2 separate regions of the Mus musculus genome follow, and region 1 is linked to region 2. Evidence: chromatin loops called from intact Hi-C (ENCODE). Cell type or tissue: left cerebral cortex. All regions are shown on one strand.

Region 1 (8,000 bases), 94 kb after region 2:
TTGTTGGAATAAGTGTGGCCTTGTTGGAGGAAGTGTGTCACTGTAGGAGTGGGCTTTGAGACCCTCCTCCTTGCTGCCTGGAAGACAGTAGTCTTCTCCTGTTTCTTCAGAACAAGATGTAGAACTCTCAGCTCCTCCAGTGCCATGTCTGCCTGGACATTGCCATGCTTCCTGCCGTGATGATAATGAACTGAACCTCAGAACCTGTAAGCCAGCCCTTATTAAAATTTGTCCTTTATGAAAGTTGCCTTGGTCATGATGTTTCTTTACAGCAATGAAAACCCTAAGACAGAATTTTTCTTCACAAGGGGGCAAAGAGTAGTTAATGTAACTGTGTCTGCTATCAACTTGCTCTGTGGGTCCCAATCTCATTTAGAAAATAATTTCAAGACTTAAGAATGTATGAAGCCTTTACCTTACCATTATATAAATGAAAAGATGGAGAATTTAGTGATCTGTAGAAATGATCTGGGTTGGAGCTGGGCATTGTGCTGTATATTCACTGTCTCGCTACCACAAGTTAATAACTAACGTTTCATCTTCCTTTTCCCATATTCTGTCCTGGGTACTTCCCACTCTTATGCTGACTGAAACCAGTTACAGTGCCCTATGAATTTTCTGGTTTCAGACTGTAGCAAACAACATGTCCAAATGTTACAAATACTTTAGCTGAGTATGGTAGCACATACCTATAATCTCTATATTCTGGAGGTAGAGGCAGCAGGATTGAGAGTTCAAGGCCAGCCATAGCTATAAGTTTATGACTTCCTCCCCACCTCCAAAATAAAACTAAAAACAAAACAAAACCAAAAACAAAAAAACAAAAAACCAGCATCCAAAGAAAACAAAACAAAATCCACAATCTGACATTCCTAACTCCCCATTTCTCTCTTTCTTTTTTTCACTAACGAGGCAGCCAGGACTACATAGTGATCCTGCCTCAAACAAGCAAAAAAGGTGTATCAGTTTATCAGCTAGAAAACCTTGATAATATTAATAAAGCTGTCAGCCTACAGAGACAATAAATGATCTGATATGTCTAAAACATATGACTAAAAAATAGTCTTTTCAGCGGCCAGATCCCTGCTCAGTTCTCTGCCTGTCTGTCTTTCTGTGTCGGTCTGTCCCTCTTGATTTCCTGGAATTGTTTTTAAGAGTATCTGATAGCTATACTTGCTATACTTCATGTGTGTGTGTGATGAGGGTGTGCATCCATGTTGGTTGTCCTCCTTACCTGCTCACTACCTTATTTTCTGAGACAGGCTCTCTGATTTTTAGACAAACTCACTGATTTTCAGTCAGACTGGCTGGTCAGCAGATCCCAGGAGTCAGTCCTCCTGTCTCCACCGCCCCAGAGTGGGATAACAACATATAGTCATATTTGGATTTTTATGTGGGTTCCAAACTCAGGTACTTACGCTTGCAAAGAAAGCACTTTACCTTCAGCCATTTCCCCTGTCCGGTGCTCTGTTCTTTACATAGAACTTCCCCCAAGGTTTTCTCATTTAATTTGAAAACAGCTTTAGAGCGACAGCGCTTACTTTCCAAGAGAAACAACTGGGGGATCAGCTTCAAGGTCATACTATCTATATAGCAGGACCTAAACTAATCACAGATTTTTTTAAAAATTACAAAGTAAATGCTTTTACTGCTATGGAATATGTGGCTATTTTGGGTACCACAGTGATTAGCATCTCAGATGAGCCAGGAAATCAAATTCAAACCCCTGAAGTTGCTAACACTCTTTTGATGAAGCTGGTTTCCTCTGTTCAGAAAAGACCCCTCAGGTCACTTACCTTTTTCAACTTCACTGAAGAAGAAGCTGATGGAATGAACGGTTTGTACTGTAGTTATGGGTGCTTTCCTTATTGCTCAATCTAATGAACTGGTTTTAGACTTCATCTTAACTTGATGCTTCTATGCCAGTTGATACCCTTAATGCCTCCTTCCTTTTAAGTCTTTCCTCTTTTCTTTCTTTTTTTCGGGGGAAGAAGAGGTAGGATGTTTTCCTGTGTCTGAGGCTTCAAGGGATGACTTTGAATTTCATCCTGATTCTCTTGCCTCCACTTCCATGGAACTGGGATTGCAGGCATATGCTCTGACCTGTGCATTGCTGAGGTCAGACCCAGGACAAGCACTCTGCCTTGAGATATTTCCCTAACTCCTCCTCCTCCTCCCTCCCTCCCTCCCTCCCTCCCTCCCTCCCTCCCTCCCTCCCTCCCTCCCTCCCTCCCTCTTTTATTTTTTGAAAAAGCATAAAGCATCCCTTTTGAACACATTTTTTGTGGTGGGGCACACATCAGAGCATTCATGTGTGTCAGAGGACAGCTTGCAGGAACTGCCTTCCTCCTTCCCAGGATTGAACTCAGGTCTTCAGGCTTGGTGACAAGTCTTCAGGCATGGTGACAAGTGTCTTTACCCATTGAGCCATCTCACTTGCCTCTTCCTTCCTTCCTCCCTCCCTCCCTCTTTTATTTTTTGAAAAAGCATAAAGCATCCCTTTTGAACACATTTGTTGTGGTGGGGCACACATCAGAGCATTCATGTGTGTCAGAGGACAGCTTGCAGGAACTGCCTTCCTCCTTCCCAGGATTGAACTCAGGTCTTCAGGCTTGGTGACAAGTCTTCTTCAGGCATGGTGACAAGTGTCTTTACCCATTGAGCCATCTCACTTGCCTCTTCCTTCCTTCCTCCTCCTTAAAGCAAGCTTCCTTTGCTTTTCTTTAATCTGCTACGAAATTTCTGTTTACTTTTGTTTGTTTTTCTTCTACTTCTTCTGCTGTTTCTGAGTTGTAGTTTCCTTTCAGGGTTTTCTCTGTTCACCTATTGAAAGTTGGTGTTGCCTGAAGGCACAGTTGATATCTAAATACTGACCTATAGTGTGGTAGACACTTCCTTTGAGCTTCTGATTTATTTATCCTAGCTATCTTTCCAACATCTCCGTGACTGTCTCATACATTGCTCAACTTACTTTAAAATTGAGCACATTACCTTATTTTCCCTTAAAAGTTCTTTTATTCTAGCAGTCTTTGGTTTGTACCACCCTAACCTTCTCAGATCAGAAAATATTGACCTTGATAAGACGTTTCTCTCTTCTGCATGCAACCAGGAACAGGAGCAGAATTCAGGAAGAAGCAGTTAGCACCCTCTAGTGTTATAGTCTTCATGTAGACTTTAGCTCTGTAGGTGTGCCAGCGCCCATACTAGGACCTTTAGTCCTTAGCAGCTGCTAGTCTTGTATCTCTCAGCCTAGATTATGTGACCGTTGGCTCTGAGGAGTTGATAGCTCTCTGTAACTCTTCTGGTGATCAGAGTCTTCAATTTCTCTTATTATTTTATTTATTTTTTTAATTAAGACAGGGTCTCACAGTGTAGCTCTGGCTGGTATCAAACTCTGTATAGACCTAATTAGCCCATTTGTCTGGCTTTGGCTCTTGAAACCTGGGATTAATGGAATGTACCACCATGATGGCCTTTTTAGTCTTCTTTCTGCTCTCTCTTGTTTGTGTCCCCTCCCCCCATCTCTCCTTTCTTCCCCACTTCTTATGTGCGCACACTCACCACATTCTCTGTGTCACATATGAGCCAACACACACACACACACACACACACACACACACACACGCAATAAGGTTGGAGAGATGTCTCAGCAGTAAGTGCACTATCTGTGTTTACAGTGGACCTGGGTTCATACTTCAGCACCCATATGGCAACTCGTAACCACGTAGCTCTACTTCCAGGTGATCCTGCAGCTTCTTCAGGCCCCTGGGGCACCAGACTCCTAGGCAGTAAACATGCATACAGGCAGGCAAAATATTCATACACATAAATAAATAAACCTTTTTAAAATAAATAAAACAATAAAAAGCAATAACATTTGGATGTCACTATCATTAGTTTACATTAATCATTGCTGCGATTAGTTATTACAGTAATAACTACCATTAGTTATTATCATTAAGGTGACAAGGTATTTTATAAACATTGTCTTCATTTGCAATTTTTCAGGTAAGTGCTGTTATCATTTTTCATGTATTTATTTAGTTGCTTACTCATGTTTTTTAGTTTCAGCTAAGCAACATTTTCAGGTTCTTTCAGCTTATAAGAGTCACCATAAGTAAAAGGTTTAAGAAACCTGTAGAGGGTACTAGGTCCTTGTTCAAAGATAAGCAATAAAGAAACCAGGAATATTAGACACACAGGGTTGTCTCTTCAGTGGAAGAAATGGATACCTGTTTTCTGCCGAGAAAGCTGGGAGTGGATGCTGGTGCTCTGTGCTATCAGAGGAGCCCACTCCAGCCTCAATCCCCAGACTGTTAGGTTTATCCCAGACTCTTTCTCCCTAGGCCCTTATCTTGAGCATCACTTCTCAGTCAATAGAAGCCTTCCTTAGGAGAGATGTCACATCTTCTTTGTAGCTTGGTGACCTCTGTGATAACCCCAGATCCTCCCCAAGGCCCGTAAGCTACAGAGCCCATTCATAGGGAAGAGATGGAATGTACTTTACAGAATAGTTTTGAGGTAGTTATGCTTTTAGCTTTATTGTGATGATTGTTACCAGGAAACTTCTTTCCAAAACTTGCACTGTGCTTAAATATGGCTAAAATAAATTGCCGGTGTCAGACTCTAGAGCAGTGGTTCTCAGCTTTTCTAGTGCTGTGACCCTTCAATACAGTTCTTCATGTTGTGGTAAACCCCTACTATAAAATTATTTTTTGGTACTTCATAGTTGTAATTTTGCTACTGTTATGAATGGTAATATCTGATATGCAGGATGTCTGATATGTGACCCTTTTGGAGTCTCAACCATAGGATGAGAACTGCTGCTGTAGAAGTTTGATACAACACTGGCTACTGAGTTATGTTAAACCAATTGTCCTTGCCTCCTGCGGATTTTACTCTACCAATCCTGGTGTTTGCAGAGACCTCCCCCACAGAAAACTTTTTCCTTTGAGAATCAGTTTTCCTATGTAGCCTAAATCCTAAAATTATGGGCATGCGCCACCATGCCTAGCATAAGTATACTTAAAAGAAAAGTCATCATGGGAAAACATACACAGTGCAAGATTTCCCATTTTATTCATTTTGAGAGACAGTCAGTCTTCATGCTTCCATGTGTGTATATAGAGGCTAGAGGGCATCCTTAGGTTTCATATTTCAGGAGTTACAACCTTGTTTTTTTGAGGTAATCTCTCACCTACTTGGAACTTGCCAAGTAGGCCACTCTGGTTGGCCACCAACCCCCAAGAATCTGCCTGTCTAAAAATAAGTAAAAAGTAGAGGGCTTGTCTAGCCTGTACAAGGCCCTGGGTAGTCCCAGTCCCAGCACACATATCCCTGCAAGTCTAGAGGTGACATTAGTGCAGGTAGCATTGACTTATTAGATAGGCCAATGATTTCAAAATCAATACTCTCATGACTTTCAGCTTTTTCCTCTTGATCTGAGATAACTACAATAACTCTTGGCATTGTGTGTTTTGTGTAATTAAGTTTTGTGGGGTTTGTTGGTGGTGGTGGCTTGTTTGTTTGTTTGTTTGTTTGTTTGTTTTTTTAAAGAGTTGCAATTAAAGAGATGGTTCAGTGGTTAAGTGAATAGCTACTCTTCCAGAGGACCTAAGTTCAGTTCTCAGCACCCATCACCTACCTGGCAGCTCACAACTGTTTGTAGCTCCAATTCCAGGGGTTCAAATCTAGCCTTCACAGGCACCAGGCCACATGCAGCAAGCATACTTAACATACATGCAAACAAAACATCCATATACATTCAAAGAATAATAGTAAAAAAATTTTTTTTAAGGATATAGAGGGATATAAATGGCTCTCCCTGTCACTAATAAAACAAAGACTTAACAGAATTCCCCCAGGAGAATTTTTTTGTGTCATTGGTCAGAACTAAGTTACATGGCTTTCCTGGGCTTTAGAAGAGCCGAGAAAGGAGTATTTTAGCCTCAGAGCAAGGACAGACACAGCAAAATTAGTTGAGAGTGAGTGATGAATTACCCGGTCCACAGCAGCAACCACAATGCTTAGGCAGGTAAATTAGTTTCTGTCTCACTCTCTGATTTTGTCTTTAAGATGGGATCTTGTGCTATAGCTCGAGCTAGCCTTAAACTTGTGTAGCCCAAACTGTAAATTTGTTTTTCTAGCTATTTTTCTCATCTGTGCAACAAAAATAATGGTAGAACCTATCTCATGAGCATTGCAACAGGGAATTTAGGTCCTCTGCCCAGAACAGTAAGTGCTTTTAACTACTGAGCCATCTTACCAGCCCACAATTGATTTTTTCACTATAGTCTTAAATTCCATGAGCATTGCAACAGGGAATCTTTAACAAAAAGAAACAAACAAAAAAGAATCCCCAAAAGTACCTACTACACAGGCAGCAAGATCTCTGTAAATTTGAGGCCGACCTGGTCTACATAGTGAGCCCCAAGGCACCCAGGATGACAGAGAGACCCTGTCTCAAACAAACAAAAAAGTACCTACAACTTCGCAAAATATTTGCGTGTAATTTGAATACAGCCTTTAGAATTTTGAATATTCTTCCAGTTTTCTAGCCTGTCATACAGGACATGTGTTCCTGAGGTTTAAGGGAAAGGCTAGTCTGTGACCTAATGCCTGGTGAATGGTGTAGCGCCTGCTCTTCCAGTGGACTGTGATGCCTCCTTGGGGAAAGCCAGGGCTCTAAAAATCCAGTGGTTCACCTTCACTCACTAGCAAAGAGAAGAGAAGTGGAACTTAAATACGTAGAAGAGAAGATATAAAAATTGGAACTGGCATCAATGAAATAGAGCAGAAAATAGAAAATAGAATAGAGAGAAAATCTAGCAAAAAAAAAGTCTTTTAAAAAGGTTAGTAGACTTGGGGGCTGGCAAGGTGATGGCTCGTGGTTAAAAGAACTGGCTGCTCTTTCAGAGGACTGGATTCAATTCCTAGCACCCACATGGTGAATTACAACTGTCTGTAACTCCATTTCCGGGGATCTAGCACCCTCACACAGACATACATACAGACAAAACACCAGTGCACATAAAACAAAAATAAATCATTTTTTAAAAAAGATTAGGAAAATTGGTGCGGGGAGATATCTCAATGGTTAAGACTCTCCTGCAGAGGAGCTGAGGTCAGTCACCCACAACCATCTGTAACGCATTTCTAGGTAACCTGAGCTAACATCCTCGTCTGGGTTTCTCAGGCAGTGCATGCACATGGTGCAACACATACAGGCAAAATATTCATGCACATGAAATATTGTTTTAAAGAATCAGGTCATGGAGATATATACCTGTAATCCCAACGTTTGGAATCTGTGGCAGGGTGGTGGTGAGTTAAGGTTAGCTTTAGGTACATCATAAGATCCTGTCTCCAAAAAAATACAGGGGATATTACTGCCAGTCGTGTAGAAATAAAAAGACATATGAGAGTTTGCTATGAGACAATTGTATGTTGTCATCTGAGACACCTAAGTGAAATGGACAATTTCCTAGGAGAACAAACTATCAACACTGACTCATGACAAAATTAAAAACAAAATAACAAAACAGTTCCCCACACCACCCTGAAAAACTGAATAGACTTTTGACAAAGATAATTAGTTGTCAAGAAATGTCCTGGAAGGTAGTCGGGCGTGGTGGTGCACGCCTTTAATCCCAGCACTCGGGAGGCAGAGGCAGGTGGATTTCTGAGTTCGAGGTCAGCCTGGTCTACAAAGTTCCAGGACAGCCAGGCTACACAGAGAAACCCTGTCTCGAAAACCAAAAAAGAAAAAAAAAAAAAAAAAAGTAAGGAAAGAAATGTCCTGGAAGGTAAGCTGGAGACCAGATTGAGGTCTACCAAGTATTCAGACAAGAGCAAGAGTGCTCTGAGAACACAGCGAACTCTGCCAAAATGTAGGCCAGAAAAGGAACACTTGCTAATGCATTCTAAGGCCAGTATTGCCTTGATGCCCAAACCAGATAGGTATACTACAAGAGTGGGAAATAATATCCCACTGGACACAT
Region 2 (8,000 bases):
TATGGATGGAAAAGCAGAGTGAATGATCCTGTCTTTGTCAATAACACTGAACACTGCAAAGCTGGCCCCTGGGGAAAGTCCTTTGAGTAGAAATAATCAACACAAAGACCTATAATGGCTGAAACAATAATCCATAAACATCAATAAAGAAAAAAGAGCTGTTTGAGGAGTCTGCTTACCTCTCTGCTTCATTTTTTGAGGAAGGGTTTCTCTGTGTAGCTCTGTCTTAGAACTTGCTCTGTAGCCCAGGCTCAGGTATCTGCTTGCCCCTGCTTCTTGAATGCTAGGATTAAAGGGGTGCCACAGTGTTCTGCCTTACTTGTCTAATGAAATAGAGAAAACAGAAGTGTTGTGGCTGCAATGATGGCTCAGAGATTAAGAACACTGCTTGCTCTCTAGAGGACTTGGGTCTCCAGAACATACATGGTAGCTTACAGATGTCTGTAACTCCAGTTCCAGGGGATCTAATAATACCCTCTTTGGACACACACATGGTGCACATGCATATTCAGGCAAAAGCACTCATAGTCAAAAAAAAGAGAAAGAAAGAAAGGAAAGAGAGAGAGAGAGAGAAAGAGAGAGAGAGAGAGAGAGAGAGGAAGGAAGGAAGGAAGGAAGGAAGGAAGGAAGGAAGAAAGAAAGAAAGAAAGAAAGAAAGAAAGAAAGAAAGAAAGAAAAAGTTAAAAGTTAAAAACAGAAAGAAAGAAAATTTGATTCTGTTTTTCTTTTGGCACAGGGTCCATGTAGCCCAGGCTGGCCTTAGACTTGCTATGTAGTAGAAGCTGATCCTGAACTCTGCCCCATTTCTTTCCACCTCCCCATTGTGCTCCTGGCTCTTATTTTATATTTTCTTCTTTGAAATAATGCTTTTCTCTATATAGCCTGACAATGAATTCTCAAGTTTTCTGACATTACTTCCTGGGTTCTGATGTTACAGGCGCATGCCACAAAACCTGGCACTAGAGAAAAGAATCTATTTCACTAGCCTAAAAACACATGAAAAGCTTTCCTTACCATTGGAATAACGGAAAAGGGTCTATCTTGAAGAAAATTCAATTTAGAAAATTAGAGCGGTTGTTGCTCAGTAGAATTAGTATATATGAAGCCCTAAGTTTGATGTTCATCATGGCAAAAAACAAAACCAAAAATTAACCAACGAACCAACCAAATTATCCCCCTCCCCCACCCCCACCTCAGAGACTGGAGAGTCTGTTCTTTCTACCCATCTTCCTGAGGCAAGGTCTCTGTAGTTTCTGCTATGGTGTTTTGTACTCTAGGCTCCTGGGCCCAGGAGCTTCTGGGTGATTTCCCATCTCTGCCTCTCATCTTGATGTGTGAGGGCTGTGCTCACCTCCACATGGGCTTTTTACGTGGTAGGTTCTGGAAATTAAACTTGGGTGTCAGGCTTGCCTAGCTAGTACCTTTCACTGTTAAGCCATCTCTCCAGACCTGCCTGGCAGGGTGGGTGGGTGTGTTGACTTGGGGGGGCGGGGAGACAGGGTTCTGGAACTCACTCTGTAGACCAGGCTGGCCTTGAAACCAGAGACTTGCCTGCTTCTGCCTACCAAGTGCTAGGATTAAAGGCGTGCACCACCAACCACCTGGCTAAAAAATTTTTTTTTTTTTTTTTTTTTAGGTGCAAATACATCCTATTTATTCCACAAACAATGATTTGTGAGGTAGAGTGTTTCAGACCCTTTATCATAATCCTGATCCCTTATCTTCACGTACCGGGAACACAAGGACCTCTGACCTTCAGATTAGAAACCACCAAGATAAGAATTAAGATATGCCCGGCATGGTGGCGCACGCCTTTAATCCCAGCACTCGGGAGGCAGAGGCAGGCGGATTTCTGAGTTCGAGGCCAGCCTGGTCTACAGAGTGAGTTCCAGGACAGCCAGGGCTATACAGAGAAACCCTGTCTCGAAAAACCAAAAAAAAAAAAAAAAAAAAAAAAAAAGAATTAAGATATAAGGAAAATCACTTCGTCTAAAATGAGCTCTATGGAAGGTATACCTTTGGCTTTGGCCTTGAGAATGAGTAGGAAGAGGCAGCTGGGAACATGGCGCATGCCTGGAGAGCCAAGAAAGGCGGGTCAGGCTTTCAAGGCTTTCAGGTCCAGCGTTGGCTATCGAGCCAGTTCCAGTTAAACTTGGGCTATAGGAAACTTTGTCTGGAGCAGAGAGAGAAGGTCCCCGAAAAGAGATAATTTGGGAAGAGAGATTGAGAGCTCCTTGCTAACTTTATGTTCTTCCATAAATTGTAGTTGTGATGGCTAATCTTGTCAGTTTGATGGGATTTAGAATTACTGTGGAAAAACAGATCTCTACGCATGTCGGAGGGATTATCTAGATTAGGCTGACTGAGGTGGGAAGGCTTACCCTAAATATGGGCAGTGCACGGGATGGGGTTCTTAGATGGAATGAAAGAGAGAACAAGCATCTCCCTCTCACGTGACCTGCTCCTGGGGCCTTACTGCTTACACTGATGACGTAATAGTTCTGTGCTATGGCTCAGTGGGAGATTTTACTGTAGGTCTGAGGGAGAGTTCAGCTCGAGGCATCTGGAAGAATCCAGAGCAGAAAGAAGAGTGGTAGAATGAACATGGCCAACAGAATGGACTTGGCTATGAGGTGGGGCAGGGAAAGAAAGAGAAAGAGCTTACCAAGAAAGAGGGGCAAGAGAGAGGAGGCCAAGAGAGCCCAAATATTAGGGTTATAGGATAATGAGAAGCCGGGGGGGGGGGGGGAAGCCCATGAACTGAAGAAATTTAGGGTCATGTTAGAGCCAAGGAGTCTGTAACAGGTTCTTATGAAACTGAGGGATCACTAAGCGGTGCATGGAGGTCAGAATGCTCTTTGGTATGCTAATAGCCAGGCACCACAGGTCACTATTTGTCCTGAATTTCTTTTGGACCTGACACTTATCTTCCCTAAGATAAAACTGTAAATTACAGTAAACCCTTCCTTCCTTCCTTCCTTCCTTCCTTCCTTCCTTCCTTAAATTGCTCTTATCAAGTATTTTGTCTCAGCAACCAGAGAAGTAACTAATACAGTACACAACTACCATTATTTTAATAGTGGGATTTACAGAAAGGTAGACACACAGTCCTGAAACACTGTTTAGGTAAACAAGACCCAAGGAAAGTTTGTAGGTGGGAAATCAAGAGGTTGTTGTATTTGGAATATCTATAGCTGTATCTGTGTGTGTGCGTGCAAGCATGTGTGTGTGTGTGTGTGTGTGTGTGTGTGTGTGTATGCATATGAAATAACCTTTTATGTTTAAAAAACGGTGTGTGCTTCCTTAAACAATTCAGACAGTATAAAAGATAAGAGGAACCTGAAACCTAACAATTCTTTCTTTAAGATAATCACTGATAACATTTTGGAGAATCTCTTCACTGAAATCTTTACGCTTTTATATCCTCGAACTTCAAATAAATCGAACCTGTCTAATCTTGCTGTTTTTGCTATCAATTTGCCCCTCTGACAAGAAATTGTGAAAAGCCTTTCATGTCTAAAGATATTTACCATCATTTTAAATGGCTGCTTAGCATTACGTTGAATACATACATCACTATTTATTAAATCAGCCCTCTATTGATGAATATCTACATCCTTCTCAACTCATATTCAACAACCTCCTATAATAACCGTGGGCATTGTTTTCCAAAAATTTTTGATAATCTTTTTAGATTAAATACTTATAAGTAATGTAAATGTAAACAAATGTGCTTTTTACATGAGGATTTAAGTTGCAGACTTGTCCTCTGATTTTCAGGGATGCCAGGGAAGCTGATGCAGCATTAGTTCTGGCGAGACAGTGACAACGGAGATGGCGAGGAGAGTACAGAATTACAGGTGATGTAGCCAATCTAGGCCCAAGCTCAGTGGGTTGGAATAGTCCTTCCCCTTTTTCTCTCTTTCACTTCTTTTTTTCTTAACATGGAGGAAGGACTGAGAACTGCATGTCCCAGCATTTCGCAAGGACCACACTCCTGGGAACTGTAGTACCGGGTCTGAGAGGGGTCCGGAAGGAGAGAATGGGAAACTGTGTGCGGCATGCTGGGAGGTGTAGTCCCTTGGGCGGAAAAGAGTGCATGTGTAGGTTGTTTTGCTTCATGGAGATGAGGCTGCGGAAATATCCAACTTCCCTCCCAAGAGGCCTTTGAGTTTACAAAAGCCCGTGGGAGTCCATTGTCTGTGACCCAAGAGGGTGCGGTCCAGGACCGGAGCAGGGTTGGGAGAACCAGGCCGCGCAGGGCCGTGGCAGAGCATGCCGGGAGTTGTAGTTCAAGAGCTCGGAGGCTGTGGGACGTGTCGGGACAGCGCGCCGACTCCTCCTCCCCCGCCCTTCTCAGCGGTCCCCCGCCCCCTCCCTCCGCCTCCTCCTCTCTTGCCTGCAGCCGAGCGTCCCCTTCCCCCACTGTCGGGTTTCTCCGCGGCTACTGCAGAGGATTCAGATCTGAGTAGCTGAGGAGAAGGAGGAGGAGGCTCCCGTCCCTGCGCGCCATCCACCACCCTACTGGACACGGACGAGGGAACGAGAGCGTCGCCGCTGTAGCCTCCAGAGAAGACAAGGGCATCGCCGCTTCAGTTGCGGCCGCCGCGGTTTTCGTCTGCAGCAGCTCGCCGGTGAGGAGACCCCCCCTCCGCCCCCCGGCCCGCTCCCGTGGAGCCAGGGCTGGTGGCGCCGGGGAGAACGAGGGTGGGGGCTGTAGGGCCCCCGCGCCGGCTTGGGGGAGGGGACCGAGGTGGCGATGGAACGGCGGGCTGGTGGGGGAGACTTGTCCGTACGCGGGCTGGGAGTGGGGTGAGGGTGGGACAGCAGCAGGTCAGGGAGGGTAGCGGAGGGGGGTGAGGGGGTAGGACTTTACATGGAGGGATAACCAGACCAGGGATAGGAGCATGGGGTGTGTAGGGTATTGAGGTGGAATTTGGGATTGTCTTGGGGCGAGGTGGAAGGTGAGATTGGAGTGGGATGTCTTTTAATGGGGGATGGGACTGAATGAAGGTGATGATTTGGGGTTGGCCTGAAGCAGTTGACAGCTTGTGATCAGAGCGGGGTGGGGGCTAAGGAGATGATTTCAATGCCAGTGGGATATAAACGTTGGATGGGACTCTAGGGAGTGCTAATTTTGGAAGGTGGGACTTGGGGTGGACCTGGGGAAGGAAGATGGAGATGGTAGGAGCTGGGGGTGAGGGCTTTGGCATGGGTTGAGACCCCAGCTTGAAATGGGCTGTTGTCTTCTGGGGATGATGGAATTTGTGAATACTTACGGAAATAGGGCTTGGAGAGAACAGAAGAGGTAGGAATTGTTTGGGGTTTTCTTGAGGTAGGCTGCTGCTGGAGGTTTGAATTTGGACTGGTAGTGATGAGACCTCCAACTACAGGAGATGGATGGATGAGGTAAGCTGACAGGAGGGAGTGAATTGTAAGTTGGGCCCCAAATAGGAAGACAGGGATTGAAATTGGGGATGAGGGCTCAGTGGAAAAGGATTTAGGATGAGTTTAGAGTCTCTGGAAGGAACAAGGTGGCTCCCCTGAGCGGAAGTTGGAGGTAGAGGATATGTCAGACTACTCAGCTGGACTCAACTAAAATAATTCTGGCAGGTGTCGAGCAAGGTTAGTGGATGGTATCATAAAGAAAATGTCTCTCTGCCAGTTTTGCAGAAGAAATGTCTGTGATAAGCTGGTTACCTGTGGTGAGGTGGCAGCGGGGATGGAGTGGGTCAGTTTATTTAGGAAAGGAAGGATTAAGATGTCCTCCAAGACACACCAGAGGTTTAGGGGTTAGAACATTTACATCAGCTGCTTGGGTGAGAGACAGTAATAACAAGACCATTAGAAGGGTCTTCACAGGGGACAGAGAAGGTACATTAAAGATTCTCCTAGAGGATATCTCATGCTATCAATTTGACCTTTTTGTTTTACGTTGGAATTGTCTGGAAATAGCAGCCCCAAGGGTAAAGTTATGAGAGAGCCATTTAAGGTAGAATTAAGGGAGAGTGGGGAGTCTTGCAGTTCCTATGTCAAAAAGGGAAAGTTGGGGGCTCTCAAAGCAAAGGTGGGAGAAGGTGAAACTGTCTCTGCTTTCTCCTTTCCCCCTCCCCCTGGTAAACTGAAACTAGTCCCGGAATTTGGAATTTAAATAGACTTTGATGAACTTGAGGTTGTTAAGGGTGCATTCTTGCTTGAGAACTGATTAATGAGACTGAAAAATAGGAAGACTGAATTTATTTTCTAGGCAGGCAAGGTGCATGTATGCAGAAAGAGGTTAGCAAGCCCCACCTCCCCCCAATAAAATTGATTGCTTGAAGTCTCCATTTATTGGTGTCCTGGTTTGCAAGGCAATTAGGCCCATCATTGTATTGCAGGCTAATAATCCTGAGATGAGTCTTGGCACCATCACTTTATGTAAACAGAGAGAAGACAGGAAATATAGAAATGTAATAAATATTCATTCTTTGGTGAGATGGTTTGGTACTGATGGAATTTTTCATTCGATTCTCTTGACATGATAAGCTTTTAAATAATTGGGCTGTTTCTACAAATTGAATTTTCTTCTAGAGAAATTCAGGTGATCAGAATTCTGTCAGGTGTGAATAAAAAGTGTAACATGCAACCATATTTTGTTGTTAAGAGGATGCTGTTGATGTAGGCACACTGCATAAGAGAATAACTGCATCTGTTCATCAGAAATTTGATGTAAAGGTTGTCGATGAGTTTATTCTTGGGGTTGGAAGGCTCAGAGGAATGTAAGGAGGGTATGTCTTCAGGAAGACTGTTTTCAGGTTTAATTTCATTAACTCTAATATGTTAAACTTGACGTGGCTGTTGATTAGAGTGTAGTCTAGGGAAAAAAGAGGAGAAATGGAAAGGAGATAAAATTGATCTCAATGGGAATTAAAAATACTTTCTTTTTTCTGTTAACGTTTTAGTGTTCAGCTAGAAAGCAAAGCATTTTTCTTGGTATTTATAATCGAACACATAAAAATGCCCATTTAGAGGGTGGATTATCCATGGAATTAGAAATGTCTTTTTTTTGAATTAATTTTTTTTAATTAGGTATTTTCCTCATTTACATTTCCAATGCTATCCAAAAAGTCCCCCAATACCCCCCCCCCACTCCCCTACCCACCCACTCCCACTTTTTGGCCCTGGCGTTCCCCTGTACTGGGGCATATAAAGTTTGCAAGTCCAATGGGCCTCTCTTTCCAGTGATGGCCAACTAGGCCATCTTTTGATACATATGCAGCTAGAGTCAAGAGCTCTGGGGTACTGGTTAGTTCATAATGTTGTTCCACCTATAGGGTTGCAGATCTCTTTAGCTCCTTGGGTACTTTCTCTAGCTCCTCCATTGGGGGCCCTGTGATCCAGAAATGTCATTTTTAAAAAAGATTTATTTATTATATGTAAGTACACTGCCGCTGTCTTTAGACACACAAGAAGAGGGCATCAGGTCTCATTACAGATGGTTGTGAGCTACCATGTGGTTGCTGGGAATTGAACTCAGGACCTCTGAAAGAGCAGTCTGTGCTCTTAACCACTGAGCCATCTCTCTAGCCCTTAAAGGATGCTTTCTATATTTTAACCAGATCAAACCAAACCAAACCAAACCACCAACCCAACCCAAACCAAACCAAACCAAACCACCAAGCAAACAAAAAACCCAAACAAACTCAAGCTTGAGCAGTTGCCTATAATTCATTGAGTGTGTAATCTAACCAATGAGAGCATTTCCCCTCATAACTTTACTCTGGGGTCCAGACCTTGCTTTTGTGGATTTGCAGGCATGCTCTGGAGATGGGCTGGCTGTTCATGTTAAAGCCCTGGTTTTTGAACCTCAAAATAATAAAGAGAAATCACGTGGGAGAACTGTTTGTATGGATTTGTTTTTCCAACAGTAATGGTTCACCTGGGCAGTTGTGAAGCAGACACTGGTAACAAGTGGAGAACAGGTGGAAGGTTTGGTAGCCTGGGGAAAATGAGGAGCCCAA

Evidence for each region. Peaks named below come from ENCODE experiments on the same cell type or tissue, not always from the same donor. Only the 100,000 strongest peaks of a DNase experiment are listed, where the experiment ranks them.
Region 1: it touches region 2 in a loop (2.4-fold over the local background); 8 of 42 quality-filtered maps call a loop at or near these places.

What each region holds. Positions count from the first base shown.
Region 1 is chr7:100,795,860-100,803,859 of GRCm38, forward strand. All of the region lies in intron 2 of Fam168a (family with sequence similarity 168, member A), which reads left to right. Among named protein-coding and RNA genes, the nearest start is that of Relt, 64 kb to the right of the region's middle. In left cerebral cortex, a CTCF peak has its summit at 3,157 (motif pointing left); a DNase peak (open chromatin) is centred at 3,163.
Region 2 is chr7:100,702,260-100,710,259 of GRCm38, forward strand. It overlaps Fam168a (family with sequence similarity 168, member A), which reads left to right and starts at 4,376. Exons shown (of 9, transcript NM_001362169.1): 1 at 4,376-4,634. In left cerebral cortex, CTCF peaks have their summits at 3,946 and 4,519; DNase peaks (open chromatin) are centred at 4,059, 4,305, 5,055 and 5,473; H3K4me3 peaks cover 3,188 bases; H3K27ac peaks cover 2,353 bases.